3 separate regions of the Mus musculus genome follow, and all the other regions are linked to region 2. A link is a loop called in an ENCODE intact Hi-C map of the cell type or tissue named here. Cell type or tissue: heart. All regions are shown on one strand. Each heading gives the region's core, and the rest is flanking DNA. Links, peaks and the distances in the headings are about the cores only.

Region 1 (7,604 bases), core at 890-5,889, 120 kb after region 2:
CTGACGTCCACATGCATGACATAGGACATGTGCCTCCCCTAACCAAATACAGACTTTCAATTACTGCCCCACCCCCCCACGAAACAGTCTCACTATAGTCCAGGGCTGATCTGGAACTCACCTTGTAGACCTGCCTCTGCTGTCCACATATGGAGACTAAAGGAATGCAGCACCACACTCAGCTATTTATTTATTGAAACATGGTCTCACTGTATAACTCTGATTGACCTAGAATTAACTATGCAGAACGGGCTCGCCTCAAACTCAGAGACCTGGCAGTCTCTGCCTGGGATTAAAGGCACACATGTGCCATCACACTTGGCTTTTGCACTAAAAAGAGAGAACTGGAAAACGCCAGCATGTTAGCATGTGCCAGAAGTTCTAGAACCCAGGAGGCTCAGGGAGGAGGGTGGAAAACTCATCTCAGTTGGAGTCTAGTCTGAGCTAGCCCAGCCCACTCTGCAACTCCCAGCACTTCAGGTTACTGAAAGCTGGAGGCCAGTGTAGGCAACAAAACCAATTTAAATCTACTGTCTAAAACAAGACAAAACAAAGGAAGTACACAGACATATATGCAGGCAAAGCGTCTATCTCTATATATATGATAAAAATAAATTAAAAAACCCATGTTAATAAAGGTTTACAGGGGCTGGAGATGGCTCAGCGGTTAAGAGCACTGACTGCTCTTCCAAAGGTCCTGAGTTCAAATCCCAGCAACCATATGGTGGCTCACAACCATCTGTAATGAGATCTGAAGCCCTCTTCTGGTGCGTCTGAAGACAGCTACAATGTACTTACATTTAACAATAAATAAATCTTTAAAAAATAAAATAAAATAAAGGTTTACAGTTGTTTTGTTTTTTTCAAGACAGGGTTTCTCTGTGTAGCCCTGGCTGTCCTGGAACTCACTTTGTAGACCAGGCTGGCCTCGAACTCAGAAATCCGCCTGCCTCTGCCTCCCGAGTGCTGGGATTAAAGGCGTGTGCCACCACCGCCCAGCAGGTTTACAGCTCTTAACATGAAAACTCAACAGGGTTTCTCTGTGTAGCCCTGGCTGTCCTGGAACTCACTATGTAGACCAGGCTAGCCTTGAACTCAGAGATCCAAGTTTATCATCCACCTGCCCCTGTCTCTCCTGGGCTGGGATTAAAGGCGTGTGCCACCACCACCTGGCAACAGGAACACGCTTAACTGGATGAATTCAGCTGATAGTAGCCAAGCATGGATAAGGCTCTAGGGCAGGGGTCCTCAATCTGTGGGTTTTGAGGTCACATATCAGATACCCTGGATCCAGATATGGCAGACACAAAAGATAAAAATAAATAAATCTTTAATATATCTGTACTAATAGTTACAGATGACAGGCTCCTGAGAAAACTTGTAACTGGATGAATCCTATTTCTACGAGGCTATTAGAGCGAAATACAAATCTCTGAGCTGGGGCTACTTTGGGTGAAAGAGATCAGGAAAGACCTTCTCTTCTGGAGTCATTCCAGATGACAAAAGGCAGCTTTGATGACAAGACAGCCAGGAAGAGTCTGAGCCAGATGAAGGGTTTTCTCGTCGTTTTACTTCAGAACGAATGGCTGAAGCTCCCGGAGCAACGGAGACAAAAGTGTGAGACACACAAAAGGAAAGGCCAAACCCTCACGGTGAAGCGTTGCCTGGTGCCGAGCCCAGCTGTCAACTGTCTAGGTGGATGTGTTTGCATCCCCTCCCATCTGGCCCTGGCAACCAGCTAGCTACAACGGAATCGCAGGCGGGGCAGGCGGGGCATCTTAGTCGATCCTGTCTCAGCTGCTATGGGCACTGCTGCCAAGCCAGAAAAGCTGAATTTGGAACCCTAACCCACGTAAAGGTGGAAAGCGAGGATGTATTTCCCAAGTTGTCCATTAACTTCTGTACACATTCTACTACACATATAGGGAAAAATGTAGGACAAAAGATTTCTAACACTTTCAAAATAGGGCAAGGGAGATGGCTTGGCAGGTGAAGTTGTTGGCTGCCTCTCTCTCTCTCTCTCTCTCTCTCTCTCCCGCGCGCGCACACACACACAGCATCCAAAACAAACTCACGATCACCTTAAAACTCCTCAAAGCTCCTCCGGCGTCTGCCACCCTGCCCATCAATCTCTGAGGAAGGATTTCACTTGGTCACTGCTGTATCCCCAGGACGCACAGTGCTTGGTATACCTTAGGCACTTAATAACTACTTGTTGAACAAATCAGTGAATTGCCCGGAATCTGTCTCTGTGGGGCCCCAGAATCCCACCGGCAAACCGCAGCCTGCGAACGAGCCATGGTGTCCCGAGGCGACCGGGACGGCGGGAAGGGATCTGGGCAGAGCGACGGCGTCCGCCTCACCCAGGTTTCGGTGGCGCCGCCCGCTCGCCCAGCTGCAGGGATCCAGGGGTCAGGCTCCCCACGAGGCCGTCCTCAAAGCCATGCCCCGGCCTCAGCTCTACGCCCTGCGGGTGATCTAGAGAAGAGCGCCGGTCCGCCCGGCCCAACGCCCGCCCGCGAGACCCTACACTTACTTGTACCAGCCCTGCCTCTCAGCCAAGGCCGCTTCACCCAGGAGACGCTAACTTCCGGCCCCTAACGGAAACGGAAATATCGCTTTGGGTTTCCCGCCCACTCCTTAACCAATTAAATGCGCGTGTAGACCCCGCCTCCAACTACCTGGCTCCGCGCAATTGTTACAGCGCATGCGCCACAGTCCTGCTCAATCACAAGCAAAATCCTAGGGGTGTTCGTGATCGCGAGGAGCGGTGGCTCCACCTGTACTCATCCTGGTTAAGGTCCTCACCTGTAATCATCTTCCTGGATTCGTCTCACTTGTCTTACCTCCTTGAAACCCTAGATTTTCCCTACCCTCCATGCTCACTCCAATATCCTAGCCCTAGAAGAGACGAGTTGGGAGAGGGAGGGGATCAGCGGGATTGTGAGACAGGAGAACGGGTAAGGGGGTTTAATGGTCAAAATACATTGTACTAGTCAGAGTTCTCTACAGTCACAGAACTTATGGAATGTCTCTATATTGAGGGGATTTATTGTGATGACTTAACAGTCTGTAGTCCAACTACCCGAACGATGGTCAGCTGTGAATGGGAAGTCCAAGAATCTAGTAGTTCGTCGCTCAGTCCCACGAGGCCAGTTGGTTTAGCTGGTAAAGAAATAGAAATAGGTTCCAACAGACGTACTGGCAAGTAAATGCAAGCAGGCGAAGAAAAGTGAGCCTTCCTTCTTCCAGGGTCCTTATATGGGCCTCCAGCACGCTTGTCAGGTAAGCTTGAAGACAGGAGCTTGAATCCCTAGCATCTACAGAAAAGCCAGGTAGGCTTGGTTACCCGCCTGTAATCCAAGCCTGCAGGAGACAGGATCCCCAGGGCACGGTGACTAGCCAGATGAGGTGAGTTCTGGGTTCAAGAGACACTGCGTTACATCAATATGTAAGATGGAGAGATGTGAGGGTCTGGCTTTCACATGCAGACCCTCACAAATATACCTGCTGAGTACATACTTCTTTTCTTAATTAAAGGCTCTGACCAGCAAGATGGCTCAGCGGGTAAAGGCAATTCTTAACACACACACACACACACACACACACACACACACACACACACGGAAAGTGCTTAGCTGTGTCACACGTTGTTACGCATGCTTTAAAGAGAATGCCCTATAGGGGGCAGTGCCATCCTTGGAACTGCCTTTTCTGAAGACCATTTCTGGTTGGCAGCATCTACTCACACAGGAGTGTAGTGGTTCAGGACTTAAATCCCAGTACTCAGAAGGCAGAAACAAGATCTGTGCTAGTTCTTAACCAGCCTGGGCTAATGTGAATAATTCAAAGCTAACCTTGGCAACAGTGGGAGGCTCACAAAAACAAAACAAAACCACAAATGCACGTGGGATAAGTCTATGCATGTTACCCTGTAGCTTGCCGACTTGATGAAATATCTTGCCTGCAGCGTGAGAGAAGACGAGTTTCTTCTGGCTCACAATTCAAGGGCATGGTCTGCGGCGACGTGGAAGACTGGCAGCAGGGGCTTGGGGCAGCCAATCACAGGGTTTCTCTCTATAGCCCATTCTGACAATGAAATCCTTCTATCTCAGCCTCCTGAGCTGGGATTACAGGTGTGTTCAACCATGCCGTGCTTTTGACTCCTAACCACAAGGACTTGGCCAGCCATCATGCCTCGTATCAAAATAAATAAAATCACAGAATTAAAATAAACAATCCGATGTCTTAGCCTGGCTTGTTGTAAGTCGTCATGCCAGCCTCTGTGGAGGCTGAAGCAAGAGGCTAAACAGATCAAGGTCAGCCTGGGCAACTTAGCTCCAGCCCCCAAAACTTAAAAAAAAAATCAAAGATAGGCATGGTAAATCGACCCTTTAATTTCTACACTCAGGATTGGGAAACGAGAAATCTGCATACACCAGAGACCAGCCTAACTTCACAGTGGTCTCCAGAAAAACCCAAGCTATACGGTGAATTCTTGTTTCAAAAAGCCAACCGTGGGGTGGAGAGACAGCTCACAAGGTAACCATGATTGCCCTGCAAGCTAGGTGACTCGAGTTCAATACCCAGAGTCCATGGTGGAAGAAGAAAAACCAGTCCCTCCAAGTAGTTCTCTGGCTTCCATGTGTGTGTCATGATATATGTGCACATACACACACACACACACACACACCAGTAGTAATAAACTGGGTGTGGTAGCACACAGCACCAAGGAAGCAGAGGCAGGCAGAGCTCTGTGAGTCTGAGGCCAGGCTGGTTTACATGGTGAGACCGTATCTAAGAAAAAGCACCCAGGGACTGTGGATTGCGTGGTCGAGTGTTTGCTTAGCATGCACAGGGCCCTGGGTTTCACTTCAAGTGCAGGGGACAAACAACATTGATCTCAAAACCAGCAAGTGGTAGCTACTGTCACCTCAGCTGGACAGAAGTCCATCTGCGGGCATGGCACAGCCTCCAGTGTCCCTCGCCGTGCCTCTGAGAAATCTTTGTAGCATTTGGTGCTTAGCTGGATAGGGAACTTGGTTTGCATTCTACATGTGACATTTACTTTGTCACTTCTCCTTTCTAGACTCTGGGAAAAGGGACATTGGGTGAAGCTGACTGCTGATTCAGAGCTCCGACTGCCAGGAGCCTCTGAATCAGTGGGAAGAGGCTTGGTGGCTGTGAATTTCCAAGAGAGTTGAGAAGGGCCGAGCTGTAGTCACAGCTAGTTGGCAACCTGTGTTGGGTATGTGGGTTTGGTTTTTTTGTTTTTTTCAACTTGGCACACAACTAGGGTCATCTGGGGACAGGGAACCTCAATTGAGAAATGCCTCCATCAGACTATCCAGTAGGCAAGCCTGTGGGACACTTTCTTCGTGATCGATGTGAGAGGACCCAGCCTACTGTGGGTGGTGCCAGCCCTGGGCAGATGGTCCTAGGTGGATGACAGCGCCATGGAGAGCAACCCATGTGCAGCACCATTTAACAGCTTCTGCCTCAGTTCCTGCCTTGAGTTCCTGTGCTGACTTCCCTCAGTGATGGACTGAGATCTGGAAGTACAAGCCTAATAAACCCTTTCCCCCTTATGTTGTTCTTGGTCAGAGCGGTTTATCACCACAGTAGAGAGCAAACCAGAACAAACATGATGCTGAGAATTGTGTGGGCCTCCGTAATGTCCTATGAGAAACAAGGATGAGTCTAGACTTTGCCTCAAGGATCAGGGTCAGAAGTGATTTCTTTTTAAGGACAGGGTGTCATATATCCTAGGCTGGTTACAGACATGCCACTCTGCCCTTTAACTTCTTTTTTTCTTTTTTTACATTAACTCAGTGTGTGTGTGGAGGGGGGTGTAAGTGTGTGTGTGTGGGGGGGTGTAAGTGTGTGTGTGTGTGTGGTGTATGTGTGGTATGTGTGTATGTATATGTGATATGTGTGTGCCGTGTGGTAATCATTTACTGAAAGCAGCCAGTGGGTTGAAAGCAATCTTAAACAAAACAAATATCCTGTAAGTATTGGAAGCCACTTGAGGACACAGACTGGTCACCTCACTGTGGTGTTTGGTGCCAGTCTAGGTAACTGAAGCTGGCAAAGTAATTCCCCTTGCAAACTCTGCAAGCCATTTCCCTACAGAACCCGCTTCCTTTCCCATGCCCAGGCTTCTGTGCTGTTCAATAAATGCAGAACAGAGACCCTTGTTTGGGACAGACACAACAGACAGACAGACAGGCACAGACAACAGGGACAGATCAGACACACACAGCAGGCAGGCTACCGACCAGCCGGTACCCAGACTACACACACGGATATGGCACAGAGAGAAACATGGAGAATTCAAATTTGGGCTTATCCTGGTCAAAATAATCAAGACTAGTTTCTTTCTACTTTCTCCTTAATGTGACATTGATGCAAGGATCCGCTGCAGCCCAGGCTAACCGGGAATTCCTTTTGTAGCCCAGGTTGTCCTCAGACTCATAGTGATCTTCCTACATAAGCCTCCCAAGTGTTAGAATTACACACATGAGCTATCACACTAAAACCTGCCATCTTGGGCAGTGGTGCCGAAGCCTGTAATCCCAGCACTCAGGAGGCCAGGCTGGTCTACAGAGCTGGTTCCAGGACAGCCAGGCTATATAGAGAAAGAGAGAAAGCCTGTCTTGAACAAAGAAGGATCTGTATGTCTGTCTTTCTGTCTGTCTGTCTAGCCATCCAACCATCCATCCACCCATCCTTCTCAGCTCAAGGAACAGTTTATAGAGTCTGAGAGAAAAATAACGGAGCAAGCAAGCTGTAAGAAAGCGCCTCTCAGGGCTGGAGAAATGGCTTAGTGGTTAAGAGCACCAACTGCCCTTCCAAAGGTCCCAGCAACCACATGGTGGCTCACAACCATCCTTAACAAAATCTGACTCCCTCTTCTGGACTGTCTGAAGACAGCTACAGTGATCTTAGAAAGAAAGAAAGAAAGAAAGAAAGAAAGAAAGAAAGAAAGAAAGAAAGAAAGAAAGAAAGAAAGAAAGAAAGAAAGGAAGGAAGGAAGGAAGGAAGGAAGGAAGGAAGGAAGGAAGGAAGGAAGGACTCAGCAGCTGGCAAGGAGGAAGGTGAAGGAAAGATAGGCCTTTTATCTTAGGTTCAGGAAGGCAGGCAGGATCAGGAAAGGAGGCTGCCAGCAGCTGTGTGGGGTTGGATGCCTTCAGGAGATAAGAAAAAGTCTAGTCAGATGAAGCTGTGGAGGCAGACAACTGCAAAAACTGCTTTTTTAAACAAACAAATGAACTAACAAACCCTCAAAATATTTATTTTATTAGTAGGGATAGGAGGAAGTTGTATATAAGTGAAGGTCAGAATACAATTTTGTAAGTTAGTTCTCTCTCCACCATGTTTGTTCCAGGCATGGAATCTGGGTCCTCAGGCTTGGCTGCAATCATCTTTACCCCCTGAGCCATTGCCCCAGCCCCATGATCCCTTTTTCTTAACCATAACAGTAACTTGTGTCTGAGGTTCAACAGTGCCAACCCAGGGTAGCACATGGTAGCTCGTCTGCCGTGCTCCTCTCTGTGGATGAAAACATGGATGAAGTGCTGTCAGTTGCCACTTGACTTAGCCAG
Region 2 (7,477 bases), core at 2,478-7,477:
CAAATGTGTGCATTGTCCTCAGAGGACAGAGCCATTAGATGAGGAGCTAGAGTTATATCCAGGCATGAGCAGCCTCAAGTGGGTGCTTGAAATCTAACTTGGGTTCTCTGCAAGAGCAATATGCTCTATTAACTCCTGAACCATCTCTCCTGACTGAGAGCCCCTACAAGTCTGGTCTTCAGGTCTTGCTAGGAAGCCTGGGCTGCAGAGTGAATTCCTGCTCCTCTTGCCTAGGCCTCTCTGTACTGAGAATGGAGGCCCGCAACCCTCCACACAACACCTGCCAGTCTTCCACTAGGACACACCTTTTCTGGTTTATCACCGCAAGGTCACCAACATTAACACTACAGGTTTACATCTAATAAAGATTTTACTGATGGATCAATACGATGGCTCAGTGGGTAAAAGTGCTTGCCTCTAAGCCTGATGGTTGGAGCTCACTCACCAAAGCTCACGTGGTAGGGGAGAACCAACTCCCAAAAGTTGTTGTTTGACCTCCACATATGTTCTGAGGCACCTGAGACCGCATATATGAAAATAAACATTAATTTTTTTCATTGAGTGAATAAATGATCAGCAGCTGATAAGGAGAAAACCTAGAGAGACAGCTCAGGGAAGCTGAAAGTCCAGTGTGGAGGAAATGGCGGGATGGTGATGGCCGGGCTAACCTCACAAGTCCTGTTCTTCAAGAACGGTTTCTCTGACTTCCATTCCTGAATGATTGCTTGAATCACTTTCGAGTCTCCCTGCCAAGGAGAGAAGCCCAGTCACTTCCTCAGGTCACTTGTTTGCTGCCCCAAACCCTGCCATTCACCTGTGCACCTCACCTGCAGCAGGTCTTTGAGCTGCACGTGGAGAGCCTTGGTCTCCTCCTGAAGCTGGTTGATGGTGTCTTGGTTCTTCTTCATGTTCCATTGGGAGCTCTCATAAAAGGCCTTCCGGTCACCCTCTGCGGCAGACAGAGGTCACTGTCACTAGGTAGGTGGGTGGCACTTCCCAGAGAGAAGATCTACTTGGTAGTGGTGGTGTTTTTGTTTGTTTGTTTGTTTGTTTGTATATTTTAGTTTTGTTTTGAGATAGGGTTCCATGTAGCCTGGGCTGGCCACACACTTGTCATATAGCCAAGGCTGGGTATTGCTCCCCATCCCTCTGCCTCCCAAGAGCTGGGATTGCAGCTGTGCACCTGTCAGATTACATCCAAGTCATGCAGAGCTGGGATTGGAGTGTGCCAGACAAGCACCCTGCTAGCTGAGCTACAGACCCAGACTCTTACAGAAGAGGAGCGGGAGGAGGGGGAGGAAGAGAAGGAGGATGAGGAGTGGAAAAAGAGCAGTGTGTTTGTGTGAGAGCATCCACACATGTATGGGGTGGGGGTGGGGCATACACCCATCACTTGGAGACCAGAATGACATTGGTGTTCTAGCCCATTCTTTTATCTTTTTTACAGATTCTATTTCGGAGGTTGGAGAGACATGGCTCAGCAGTTAAGATCCAGGGCTCTTCCTACAGAGGATCCGACTTCAGTTCCTAGCATCCAACTGAGTGGCTTACAGCTGCCTATACCTCGTTTCCAGGGGATCAGACTTCCTCGTCTGGGTTCCTTGGACACATACACTTCTATGCATAGACCCACACACAGATGGACAAATGTTATATACATTATTAAAACAAAGTAATATACATTGTTAAAATTTAAGATCTTAAACTAAGTGTGTGTGTGCATGTGTATGGGGGCTGAAAACTGCACTTGGGTCCTCTGTAAGAACAGTATCTTCCCTGCTGACTCATCTCTCTGGTCTCCCACCCATTCCTTTTGGAGGTGGGGGTCTCTCTGTGACTTTGGGGCTGGAACATCTGCTAGGCTGAAAGTCAAGAAGTCCCAGTGAAGCTCCGTTCTCTACCCGGCCAGCAGCTGAGGTCACCGGCACTTACAGGCACACCCAGCTGCTTCTGTGCTCACACTGAAATTCTGCTCTGCAGGATTTTGAAGCAAGTGCTCACAATTGTGTACTCTCATCTCTCCACCACCATCACCCTCTTTGGTCTTGCTTTTCTCAGAGAAAGTCTCTTATAGCCTAGGCTGGTATGGAACTCACTTTTGTAGCCTAGGCTAGCCTTGAACTTTTTTTTTAAATTAAAATATTTATTTATTATTATATCTAAGAACACTGTAGCTGTCTTCAGATGCACCAGAAGAGGGTGTCAGATCTCATTACGGATGGTTGTGAGCCACCATGTGGTTGCTGGGATTTGAACTCAGGACCTTCAGAAGAGCAGTCAGTGCTCTTAACCACTGAGCCATCTCACCAGCCCTAGCCTTGAACTCTTGATCTTTCTGTCTCCAAGTCCCAAGTGTTGAGATGCTAGGTGTGCCCCACCATTCCTGGTACTCAAACTCTTTTGCAATCCATCTTTTGCTTGGTTTCCTTAAATAGGGTCTCAGTACGTAGCTCAGGCTACCTGGGTCCTCCTGCCTCAGCCTCAGTCTCAGCCTCCTGGTATACACCACAAAGCCAGTGTAATGGTCCCTGACTGTTGAGAGAGGGTACACATGGGATGAATTCTGATGCCCTAAGGCATAGTAGAATAATAACAGCAGAAAACATCTCATGTGTTTCCAAATAGCTATACAAAGGATTATATGCCCCACACAATAATATCAGTGATGTCTGATGATGACAACGCCAATTACCACAATCTAGTTATGATACAGTGTTCTATAATACAACTCTGCATCCCATAAACATGTATAAGTATTCCACATCAATCAAAAACCTTATGAGCTAAATAGATGTGGTGGGTCACTTAGCAGGCAAAGGCAGGCAGATCTCTGTGAGTTGGAGGCTAGCCAGGGCTATACAATAAGATCCTGTCTCAGAAAACAAAAGATAAACAAACAAAAAGCAAAAATCAGGGACCGGAGAAATGGCTCAGTAGTTAAGAGGCCAGCTTTACCAGAGGTTGATTCCCAGCACCCACAAGGCAGTTCACAATGGTCTGTAACTTCATTTCCAGGGGATCTGATACTCTTTTCCTACCTTCAAAGGCACCAGGAACACACATGGTACACAGACATACATTTAGGCAAAACATTCACACGCATAAGATAAAAAAGTATTTTTTTAAAAGAGCAAACCCATATAGTGACGGCTGTAGATCATGCCTCGTCTGTATGAGGCCCTGAGTGTGATCTTGAGCAATGAGCAGAACAAAATGAATAAGCAATCCGGTGTGGAGGCGCGACTTCAGCCTCAACACTCAGAAGACCTTGGCAGGCAGGTTTCTAAATTCAAGGCCAGCCAAGCCTACAAATCAAGTTCCAGGGCAGCCAAGGCTACCTTCAGAGACCTTGTCTCCAAACAAACAAACAGAACCAACAACATTGTCTCTCCAGCCCCTAACTTTCTTTTATTATGGGATAAAAATATCAATCTCTAGCATCCTATAAATCAGGTAGCATGCTTGATCATACCTTTTTCTCTTAGCATGAGAAAGGTAAAGGCAGGAGGATCAGAAATTCAAGGTCCCAGGAGACTAAACTCAGGTCATCAGGCTTGGTAGCAATGTCCTCATTTGATGAGACATCTTGCCGACCTACATTTCCTTGTTCTTTCCTCTCTTTCCTCTCTTTCTTTTTTTTCAGACAGAGTCTTACTCTGTAGCCCAGGTTAGCTTTTAACTCACTAGATACTCAATACTGTCCTCAAACGAATGCCAATCATCCAACCGTAGCCTCCCAAGTGTTCAATACAGACATGGGCCACCATGTCTAATTTACAGTATTTTTATTTTTTATGTATTTATTTATTTTCATTTTTTTTTTGAGACAGGGTTTCTCTTTGTAGCCCTAGCTGTCCTGGAACTCACTCTATAGACAAGGTTGGCCTTGAACTCAGAGATCTGCCTGCCTCTGCCTCCTGCATGCTGAGTACTGAGAAAAAAGACGTATGTCACCACTATCAGGTTTAAGATTTCTTCTTAATAATATGAGCAAAATCACAGTAGGCTTTTCCAAACTGTGGCATAAGCAATATTTGGTCTTGATAATTCTTTGCTGTGGGGGCTGTATTAGGCCTAATAACATGTAAAGCCTTCTCCTCGCCTATGCCTAATAAACTGGAGTAGTACCCTCCTGCATTCAGCAAAATGATAAAAAAGTCTGCAGACATTGCTAAATAGTCTCTGGGAAGGGCAGCATTATCTCCTCCCCCTCCAGGGAAGCCACTAGTTTTTACTTTCTACTACTTAACAATGCACTATATGAGCATTTTATGAATGTCAAGTACTACCTGTGCAGTTACTATGCCCATTTTACAGGTGGAAAAACTGAGTACAATTAGATGACTCTAAGTTCCCCAAGATCAAACAACTTTTATGCAGAGCAAGGATTCAGACCCCAGAGAAACAAACTCTCTTTGGGCTGAAGATATAACTCAGCAAAGTGCTTGAGTAGCATGAATAGAGCCCTGGGTTCCAGCCTCAGCACCGCATGATGCCCGCATGGTGGCACATGCCAATCACCCAAAAAGGTGGAGCTAGGTCTCCTTTGAGTTCAAGCTAGCCTGGGCCACATGAGGCTAACTCTCAAAAATAATTTAATAAATAAATAAAATTTGGGTGGGAGGGATAATGGCTCAGTGGTTAAGGACATTTGCTGCTCCTGCAGAGCGAGGAAGGTTGTTAGTCTCAAGCACCCACATTGGTCAGCTCATAAACACCTGTAACTCTAGCTCCAAGGGATCCAATGCCTTCTCCTGGCATCTGAGAGTACTGCACTCTGCCCACAGAAACGCAAAACAGAACAATAAATAAAGAAAAACAAACTCTAGAATCTGTGCTTTTCACTCACCCATATGCACATTAGAAGAGGTAATAGTACAAAGAAATGGGAAAGAAAGATAAGATTTGAGTGTTTGTTTCAAGTTGGTCACATAGACTCGTGCTGGAGAAACACATAGCGCCTACTCAGAAGACCTGGTGGGCACGGTTGATCCCGGATCCTTCGGTGCAGTCTGCAGCCATACTTACCTAACAGTTGGATTTTTCTTTGTAACTCAAGCACCTGTGCGTGCACAGAAGACTTCATTGCATGGAAGGAGGTTGCTGACTTGGGATGATGTGCAGGCCAGGCCTGTGCCCGGCCCATAGACTTGCTTCGGTGAACCTTACTGCCTTTGGCTTTGGAAGAGGGCGCTGGAGCTTGCTCCGGGCTAGTCACCGTGGTGGTCGCGGCTGCCCAGCACAGGGGGGACGTCATGGTGATCGGGTTAAGGTCGGGAAGCCTCTAAGGGGTAGGAGAATAACTACAAGTTGGCCTCTATAATCCAGGATCCTAAACGCTGGTTCCCTAGGCTCTGGGAATGCACTTCTGCTAACTGCCTGGCTGCGGGCCTCTTAGCATCTCCCGGTTGCTAAGTAACTTCCTCCCCCCGCCCACGTTCCCAAGGAAACCGCCCGCGTTACACTCCACTGCTCTTATTGGCTGACTCGGTTCGGAGGGGCGGTCCCACAAAGAGGCCCAGCGAAAGAGAGGCGCGAGCGTAGCGGTCACGTGACGCCTGCGTGTTCGCTGGCAGTGGCCAGTAACCCGCCACTCCCAAGATGGAGGCACGTTACGCCGCCATTAAGCGCTACACTTCCGATCTGTTCTAAGGTTAGGTCTTCATGTTCCTACTCAAGATGGCCGCCTCAGCGCCCGCACACGCACTCTTGCCACTCCTAACATGGCGTCCCGGAGTTGCCGTTCGCCAAGAGGGATGAGCAAAACGGAAGTGACGTATCCGGAGCGTTCCGTTCTCTTATTCTACTGCAGGAACCGTGGCTGCTGAGCTAACCTGGTGTGGTGGCTATTGACCTTTGCCTCTACCTCGCGTAGGTGATGAAGTAGCGATGGGAGGAAGGCACCCTAGTTTCTTATAGGTTGCAGCAGGGTGGGTGGTGTGGAGGGATCGTAAATCCTTTGAACCTTTGGCGGGAGTTGCCCATTTCACCTCTTTACCGAGAGACCTATGGTTTTGAGTTCACTTTGAGACTCTTCCACTGGCTCGGGGCGGAGAGACGCCCCTTGCCCTTGCACTTCCAACTCCGATTGTGCCCTCCTTTTCCGGAAGCAGTGGTGAGGCCGGTCTTGGGTAAGCTGCCTTCTCCCAATGATTAGATGCTTCTTCATTCTTTCCTACAGTGAGAGGCCATCGCGTATCTTCCTGCCGCATAACACACTTCCGGTCTCGGCCCGGACGGGATGCTGCTGCTGCTGCTACTACTACTACCCCTCTGTTGGGCTGTAGAAGTTAAGAGACCCCGGGGCGTTTCCCTCAGCAGTGAGTCTCTTCTTTGTGCATCGGGAGGGGCGTTTCAGCCTTTTTCCTCCGTTTCCCGTAGCATTTCAGCTGGTGAGTGAGTGGGACAGAGGTAATATTTATTTAAGATCTGAGCAGAGCTTCTTGTTTCCCTCACCAGACCATCACTTCTATGAAGAATCTAAACCTTTCACCTGTTTGGACGGCACAGCCACCATCCCATTCGATCAGGTGAACGACGACTACTGCGACTGTAAGGACGGTTCAGATGAGCCTGGTGAGCGTTTGCATTTGCCCATCGCCCATTAAATGAGCCTGCTAAGCGCAGATGCCCCAAAGAACTTGGATCTCACTCTCCTGTTGCTTCCTGCTCAGTGAGCAGAAGCAGGCACAGAAACAAGATCCCTGTTGGCTTGGATTAGCTGAGGGGCAGTGTTTGTAGGTGCCAGTCCTGGTTTCCATTCCCTATCAAAGGAACAAATGTCCAGGTGTATGACCAAGTCAGCAAATGTCATTGCAGGAACCATGAATGGCATTCAGGAGGAGGTGAGGTTTCGAGTCAGGAAGAGCCAACAGAAGACCCTCTCAGAAGTGGGAGGAGGAGGGAAACTGAATGGCCTTCTAGGGATTGATGAAGGCAAAGAGGAGTGGAGGGGAGTTGCCTGGCCTTTTTGAAGGGCCTCCGGAGAAGCTGGGGAATACTGGAGGATTGTGTTGCTGGCCCCTGAAGATACAGTTTCTTCTTGGTTGTGCTTTAGTTTATTTTTGTTCTGGAGACACAGTCTCTGGTGGCCCAGCCTGGCCTTGAGCACACAGTGTAGCTGAGAATGACCTGGACCACGGGTTATCCTGTGATCACCACCAGAGTGCTGGGATTACAGACGTGCACCACCACACCCGAGTTACACTTACTTTGCTGGAGCCCCCCACAAACAAATGTGGCGTGGGGAACACGCATCAAACTTTTTTTTTTTCCTGTAGGCACAGCTGCTTGTCCCAATGGCAGCTTTCACTGCACCAACACTGGGTACAAGCCCTTGTACATCCTCTCCAGCCGGGTCAATGATGGGGTATGTGGTAAGTGCAGTGCGGGTCCTCCCAGGATCTGGGGAAGGTCGGGCCAGCCAGGGGGAGACCTCACCCACTCTGCTCTTGGCCCTTACCTTTGCTTCAGACTG
Region 3 (7,604 bases), core at 890-5,889, 68 kb after region 2:
AGATGATGTTGGGACTGTCCTCCACCTGTAGGACTGGAAGGGAGAGAGAGCCAAAAGAAGCACCTGGGCTGCGGGAGTGAGCCCAGGGTCTCCACTCTAGTGAGACTCATGTCAGCGACATGGACCTCCACAGATGCTCCACTGCCAGCTCGGCACTCCCTAGCCCCCTGGGGCTACAGAGGGAAACCTACAGCTCACTTGTGTGCCGACACTGGGAAGGGGAATGTTTAGGCATGCCTGTGACCCTGACACAGGGCCATTTTAAGTTTTGAGGCCAGCCTTGGTTACACAGCAAAACCAGCCAGAAAAAACAAGCAGGCAGTCAAGACGGCTGAGTGAGTGAGTAAGGGTGCTTGCTCTCAAGCCTGGCCCACCCAGCTTAGGTACTCAGAACCCACGTGGTAGAAAGCAAAGACCAACCCCCGCAAGTTGTTCTCTGATTCCCACACCTGTGATGTACACACACAAAAAAGGATAAATGCATGTAAAAACAATTTTTAAGATGGGGAGCTGGAGAGCTCCTACTTACTATGCACAAAGCCCTGGGTTCCATCGCTAGCACCACGTGAGATGCAGGTGGTACACACCTGTCAGCCAAGTATCGTGGGATACAGGCAGCCTCTGCCATAGGATGAGTTTGAGGCTAATGCATCAAAAAAGAGGCAGAGCAGGGCTCACTGCCACCAGGTGGTTCTCTCTTGAACCACCATGATGGGCATGATGTAGACCCAAAACCCAAGGATTTGGCAAGGCACTGAGGTCATACTTAGTGGGGCTATTTTAGATTCACAGCATACTGCCTCGAGCAGCTACCAGACTGGCTTCCCAGTCTCCCTTCTGACAGTGTAGCAAAGGGACGAGAATGGCTACTGGCCACTTCCAGCATGCTCTGTTCTGCATGCTCCCACCCCTCCCCATGCTGGGCTCCACTTACTTTTCTTCCGCTTTGGCTTTTTGGGGACTTGCTCCCAAGGCTTCCTGTAACACAGAGAGGTGGTGAGGGTGAACAAGGGGCCCAGGCAGCCAAGTCCTGGCCTGATAGAAAACAACAGCAGTTTATGTGCTCTGGGTGCCACCTGAAGGTCTGTCGTCCTGCTCCCTTTCCAGCTCTGAATGGAGGTCTCACCATTCCTTAGCTCAGAGAACACTGGCACTCAGAGGTCCCTGGTAGATGGGATGTGGGACAGTGGAAGGAATGCTGAGAGGGGACCATGCCTACCCTGGGGGACACATACCCCGGATGTAGTCAGCCTTTGTGTCAATCATTAGAAACGTTACAGATGCAGGAGAGGTGGTGCACGCCTGTCTCCCCAGCACTCAGAAGGCAGAGGTGTGGGGATCTTGAATTGAGACTAGTCTGGACTATATCAAGAAAAGGACAGCTTAGGTTATATAGGAAAGCCTTGTTTCAAAAAGGCAAAGTAGGGGCTGGAGAGATGGCTCAGTGGGTAAGAGCACCCGACTGCTCTTCCGAAGGTCCGAAGTTCAAATCCCAGCAACCACATGGTGGCTCACAACCATCTGTAATGAGATCTGACGCCCTCTTCTGGTGTGTCTGAAGACAGCTACAGTGTACTTACATATAATAAATAAATAAATAAATAAATCTTTAAAAAAAAAAAAAAATTTAAAAAGGCAAAATATTGGAGCACATACTTAGAGTGCACAATGCCCAGGTTTCCTTTTCCTGAACCACACAAACCTATGTGGTAGCTCCCGCCTGTAAGCCCAGCACTCAGGCAGGAGAGCAGGAGGACAACTGCAGGTTCCTCCTCCCTGGCTGCCCAGGGCCTACCCTTACCACTCATGCTTCTGTGTCCAGGTTTCCTGGTTTAAAAAGAACGTGTTAACTCATTTATTTACAGGGTAAGGAATGTGCCATAGTGCTTGTGTATGGAGGGCAGAGGATAACCTGAGGGAGGAGCGTCCTTCCACTACCATGTGTCAAACACTTTCCTCTGAAGTGCTGGGATTACAAATATGCAAAGAATCTAGAGCTTCATGAAGGATGGGCAAGCTACTGATGGAGCCATATGCCCAACTAGTAGGGTTGTGTGTGTGTGTGTGTGTGTGTGTGTGTGTGAGAGCGTGCGCCCAGAGCTTCTCACACATGAGACACTCCACCACTGAGTTATACCCCTTGCTCCTAGCTGGTTATTGCCCCTAAGAATCAATGTATTTTTGTTTTTTGTTTTTGTTTTGAGACCTCTGTCTCTCTGTGTAGCCCTGGCTATCCTGGAACTCAACATATAGACCCAGCTGGGCTCAAACTCAAAAAGCTCTAGTTGCATCTGCCTCCAAAATGCTGGAATTACAGGCATGTGCCACTATGCCTGGATAACTTCTTAAAAATGATTTTACTATTTCATGTGCATAAGTTTTTACTTGCATTCATGTCTCTGCACCTGCCTGATGCCCTTGGAGGTCAGAAGAGGGCATGGAATCCCTTGGAACTGGAGTTACAGATGGTTGTGAACCACAATGCTGGTGACTGGAACCAAACCCAGGCCCTCTGAAAGAGCAACAAATGCTCTTAACTACTGATCCAACCTCTTCAGGGCCTAGAATCAACTCTTAAAGAATCATTCATACAGATGAGTGCAGACAAGAGCAGAACACGCTACACCTGAACCCTTACTATGGGCCAAACCCTTTCTATGCTCTCTATTTTCATTTTGTATTTTATTTGAGATAGAGTATCGTTATGCAGCCCTGGCTGGCTGGAACTGTCTGTGCAAACCAGACAGATAATATCCAATCCAGTGTTCACACCATGCAGCTACTGGCTGGGGAAGCTGGGGCAACAGCTGGAGTCCCAGGGTGAGCTTTCCCTCCATGGCTTAGCATCCAGCTTGTCTTCCCACTGTGGACACCTGCACTGTGAGACAGCAGGAGTAACCTCTATTGGAAATGCTCCACCTTCTAGCTGTTCTTAAGGGCATGGGGTTTTTACTCTTGGGCACTTCTGCTGTCCTTGTCTCTTCCTGGAGGACACTGAGAGAGACATGCTTGAGTCTCAAACAGGAGAGGCCATCTACACTTTCAGAGCCTGCTTCTCAGTGTGGCAAGCTGCACATGACAGTTTACCAATAGGTCTGACAACTACAGCGTGGTGAACCATTCATGGTCTTAGTCTGATCCCTAGAGGGCACGTGGTAGAAGAGGACTAGCTCTGCAAAGCTGTCTTCCCACCTCCTTATGTGGGCCTACATACACCACACACGCACACATACACAAGAATAAAAGTGCCCTCACACCAAGCCTGGCACATGCCTTTAGTCCCAGCACTCAGGATGCACACAAGTAACCCTGACAAGGTTGTTGAAACAGGTGGCTGGGTTAAGGCTGCTTTCTTGTTGAGGATCCGGGTTTGGTTCCCACAACCTACATGGTGGTTCACAATGGTGGTTTCTGGGGATCCGACACCCTTTTCTGACCTCTGCAGGTAGTTCATGCACGTGGTACACATATATCCACGAAGGCAAGGCACTCATACGCAGAAAATCAGAGTGCCCAGCACCTTTGGAGGTTTACACCTGAGAGCCAGCCCCAGGCCAGGCCAGTGGAGGCGGGTCGACTCTTCAGACGGGCCAGTCGGAGCTTCCGAAGGCGGGCAGAGGGGTGGGGCACAGGCTTGCATTGGGTAGTCAATGGGTCGGAGGCGGAGCCGCGAGGAGGCGCGTGAGGGGTCTGGGTTGCCTAAGCCCGAGACCGAGGGCCGCCAGGCGGCCCGGGGGTGGGGCTTCACGCTCCGGGGGCGGGGCCGCTGCCCTTTTCGTCCCTCCCCCGGCTTCTTCTCTCCCTCCCTCCCTCTCCCGGCCCCGCGCCCCCTTACCCGTGGCGACCGCTACGCTGGCCACGCTCCAGCGAAATGAGGTAGGCGGCAAGTTTGGCGTCGCTCCAGCCGCTGCGGCGTCTCAGGTCCACCCAGGGGCCGTGCGCCTCGCCCAGGTACACGCGCCGCACGTCGTACTTCTTCCGGGACTCGAGCCGCCTCCGGGCCCGGTCCGACTCGGTGAGCCGCGGCCGGCCCCGCGCCTTTCTGCCTGCCGCGCCTTCCTCTGCCGCCGCCTCCCCGCCTGCGCCCGCCTCCGCCTCCGCCCCGGGCTCTGGAGCCCGCTCCGCCATCCCCCCCTCCCTGGTTACCGGCCTCCCCCGTTGTTAGGAGCCTCGACCGGAAGTGGCGCGCCTAGTCTGCGCCGCCGGGAGATTTCTCACAGGGTCTTCTCTGCCCGCGGCGCCAAACGGGGACAACTAGCCATAGCTGCGCATGCGCGTAGTCCGTCCGGCCCAGGCCATGGAAGTGCGTTCTGTTGACAAGTCAGTTATTTGGGAGGTAGAGGCACTGGGTACTGAAACTCAGGTAATCCTTGCCTCTCTATTGAATTCTTCGGCAATGTGATTAAAGATTTTTTCAAAAGGGCTGGAGAAATGGCTCACTGGTTAAGGGCACTCACTGCTTTTCCAGAGGACCTGCGCTCAAATTCAGCACCTACATGGCAGCTAGAACTGTCTGTAATTCCAAGATCTACCATTCTCACATAAACATATATACATGCAGAACACCAATGCACATAAAATAAAGGTAAATACATTTAAAAGATGTTTTTAAAGGCCAACAAGTCGGCTCTGCAGGTAAGGTGATGGCTGGCATACTTGACAATCTGAGTTACATTTCCGAGATTCACAGGGTCATATATCGGAACAGACTCCAGCAAATGGTCTTCTGACCTCCACACATCCCTCCCATACCATAAATATATAAATGGATTTTTTTTTTTTTTTTTGGTTTTTCGAGACAAGGTTTCTCTGTGTAGCCCTGGCTGTCCTGGAACTCACTCTGTAGACCAGGCTGGCCTCGAACTCAGAAATCTGTCTGCCTGCCTCCCGAGTGCTGGGATTAAAGGCGTGTGCCACCACGCCCATCTATAAATGGAATTTTTGAAAAGACAAGTTTAAAAAAGGGTCCCAAGGTGGTAAACCCAAAAGAGCCCATGCAGAACATACGAAGGGAAGCCACAGGGCCAGGGAAGAGGTTTTGATTTTTTTATTTTCTCCATATTATTTCATACCAGCCCAGTCTTTTCTCCTCATGCCAGCTCTATCTGACTCAACTTTGCCCCTGCTGCTGCTCTGCCTGAATGGTCTCATCATCTTCCTCAGGCCCCTTGGGAGGACTGTGGGGAGGGGACTGTCCCTCCAGCCTTGAAGTTGTCAGGAGCTCCCCCGTGGACCTGGCCAGGCGGAATACCACTGGGATCTGTGCCAGGGTTGGGTTGGTCTCCTGCAAGCCTTGGATCCACTTGATCAATGTTGCCTGATCATGGGCACCAGCCATGCACATGGCGAAGACAGGGCCTTCTGTCACTGTTAGGAGAAGAGTTTGTGTCTCACCACTGTGACGTACTCTGAGCACCTCCATGAGTTCACAGCCAGCTCCCTGTGCCACATAAATGTTCTACATTTCCCTTGGCCATGCCACCCGCTGCTCAGATACTATCAAGAGACTAAGTTTGAGCCCTAACTTGGAGGCTACCATGTGCCTCCTCCCAACTCCCCACATATAACTTGACTGTTCCCTGCTGACCTGAGGCTTGCGCGTATTCTGGTCACATCACTAGTCAGTATAGAATGCTCCTTAAAAGATAGTACAAAGGGGAGAGGGAGTAGCCAAGGAGAGGTACCCTGGGGGGCATATGACCCCTCATCCTGTGGAGCGTGGACAAATGGCCACCACACAGATGTGCTGTGTTGAGACCTGCTTTTACCTTCATCCACGTCAAACTCATAGTCGTCCCAACCACTCCTTGAATATTCCAGGTCCAGCTTCTGTGGGTAGTACAGCTCCCATTCTTCTGGGATCTCCTCTACTTTCTACCTCAGGCAAGAGAGCAGGCAGGATTAGAGGCCAGAACACAAAACCTGTCCCTCAGCTGAGCCTTCAGGACAGTGCCAGCCCCACCCCCAACACAGAATCTGTAGTTCTGGCTAATCTGGAAGTTGCTGTGTAGACCAAGCTGGCCTTAAACTCAGAGAGCTCGGCCTGCCTTGCCTTTTTTTTTTTTTTTTTTTTTTTTGGGTAAACATTTATGCATACCCCTGTGTAATTCAGAGGACAACTTGTAGGAGTGAGATCTCTCCTTCTACATGGGCCCTGGGGGTCAAACTCAGGTGGTCTGGCTTGGCAGCAAATGCTTTGGCCAGTAACTCACCTCTTCCTCAGGAGGTGGCAGGTCAGCTCTTAGGATGTGATAGTAGACACACTTATTACGAAGCCAGAGAGGGAAGGGGCCCTCAACAAAAACAGGCCTGGATGGGTTGTGGCGGGCCAGGGCAGCTTGCTGATCTGGACTCTGGATTCCTGGTGTAGAGATGAGAACCTGTTGGTGCCTTAGCAGCAAAAGGCCCAGGAGCTCATTTAGTGGGCCCAGAGGGATCCAGCAGAAACTGGGATAGGCTGGGGCCTTACCTACAATGTGAGGCTGTGTGGGATCTTCCATGCCTGTCGAGTCACTGGGCAAAGACATCTGCAAAGAAGAGCAGGGCGGTGACTCCCCAACCTCTACAGGGGAGCCTAAGAGCAAAGGGAGGGAAGGGGTGCTTCCTGGGCGACTGCACCACGTCTTTACAAGTAGCCTTTCTCTGCTTCTTTGTAGCCAGCTTGACCAGAGTGCCAACACTGAGAGTTTACCCAGAAGCCATCAGCCTAAGTTCAGCCTGCAGTGAGCTAATCCAAGTCACTGTACCTACATAGCTCAGTTTATCCATGCGCAAAAATGGCAGTGACAGAAAGTAACAGTTCTTCAGATGGTATCAAGAGCTTGACTCGGCTGGGGAGTGCTTGCCTAGCATACAGCATAAAGCCAAGTTTCTCTCTTTTGTCACTCACTAGGAATGGAACCACAAGCCTTGAACAAGGAAAGCAGGTGTCCTACCACTGAGCCATACCCCCAGCTCCATCCCAACAGGGAATAAGGCAGAGACTCCTGTGTAGCTCTGGCTGACATAGAGCTCCCTATGTACGGGCCACACCTGGCCCGTCAGTGGTTTTTTGTTTTGTTTGAAGCACTATGTAGCCCAGGCTGACCTTTAACTCAGAAAGATCCAGGCATCTCTGCTTCCCAAGAGCTAGGATTAAAGACAGGAGCCACTGTGCCTGGCTGCTCTTTTCTTTATAAAGTACCCAGCCTCCAGAATTTTGTTTCAGCAACAAGAGGAGGATATAGGGTCTTTTCTTCCAATGAGTAAATAGACTAAGACAGGTCCAACTGTGGTAATAAAGGGACGATCACGGTCACTGTCAGGACAGTAGCAGAACCCAGGGAAGCAGTAAGGCCCAGCCAGGGAGGGCAGCGACATGTATACAGGAATGCATACCTGGTAGACAGTGACCTTAGCACTGAGGTCAGGCTCCATGTGTCGCAGGCCTAGCTTGGCCAGGTCCAAAGGGTCCTGGGGAAGATCTCGGGGCACTGGGTAGGGGTTGATATTCTTGAATCGGGTGAACCACAGCTTCATCCGCAGGAACTTGAGCATGGGGTAACTTTTGCGCCCGAATATCTGAATCAGTAGGAACTCTGTCTCTGCGCTGGGCATGACCCCTG

The links. A loop is a pair of places that touch in the nucleus more often than their neighbours do. Peaks named below come from ENCODE experiments on the same cell type or tissue, not always from the same donor. Only the 100,000 strongest peaks of a DNase experiment are listed, where the experiment ranks them.
Region 1: it touches region 2 in a loop (2.1-fold over the local background); 3 of 42 quality-filtered maps call a loop at or near these places.
Region 3: a loop joins it to region 2, with 2.6 times the contacts of the local background. A loop is called at or near these places in 2 of 42 quality-filtered maps.

The regions. Positions count from the first base shown.
Region 1 is chr9:22,114,574-22,122,177 of GRCm38, forward strand. Elof1 (ELF1 homolog, elongation factor 1) reads right to left here and starts at 2,622. Exons shown (of 3, transcript NM_001357311.1): 1 at 2,537-2,622. In heart, for the core only: a CTCF peak has its summit at 3,714 (motif pointing right); DNase peaks (open chromatin) are centred at 2,708 and 5,108; H3K4me3 peaks cover 2,394 bases; H3K27ac peaks cover 1,707 bases.
Region 2 is chr9:21,997,218-22,004,694 of GRCm38, forward strand. It overlaps Ccdc151 (coiled-coil domain containing 151), which reads right to left and starts at 5,417. Exons shown (of 13, transcript NM_029939.3): 1 at 5,029-5,417; 2 at 828-949; 3 at 669-746. The coding sequence starts at 5,257. It overlaps Prkcsh (protein kinase C substrate 80K-H), which reads left to right and starts at 5,771. Exons shown (of 18, transcript NM_008925.2): 1 at 5,771-5,871; 2 at 6,182-6,320; 3 at 6,460-6,576; 4 at 7,281-7,376; 5 at 7,474-7,477. The coding sequence starts at 6,242. In heart, for the core only: a CTCF peak has its summit at 5,373; a DNase peak (open chromatin) is centred at 5,554; H3K4me3 peaks cover 2,415 bases; H3K27ac peaks cover 1,590 bases; H3K27me3 peaks cover 87 bases.
Region 3 is chr9:22,067,214-22,074,817 of GRCm38, forward strand. It overlaps Zfp653 (zinc finger protein 653), which reads right to left and starts at 4,163. Exons shown (of 9, transcript NM_177318.3): 1 at 3,836-4,163; 2 at 935-978. The coding sequence starts at 4,128. It overlaps Ecsit (ECSIT signalling integrator), which reads right to left. Exons shown (of 9, transcript NM_001253897.1): 5 at 7,378-7,601; 6 at 6,470-6,527; 7 at 6,213-6,361; 8 at 5,769-5,874; 9 at 5,033-5,367. The coding sequence ends at 5,111. It overlaps Gm16845 (predicted gene, 16845), which reads left to right and starts at 3,789. Exons shown (of 3, transcript NR_040407.1): 1 at 3,789-3,951. In heart, for the core only: a CTCF peak has its summit at 3,686; DNase peaks (open chromatin) are centred at 3,668, 4,208 and 5,258; H3K4me3 peaks cover 1,826 bases; H3K27ac peaks cover 1,757 bases.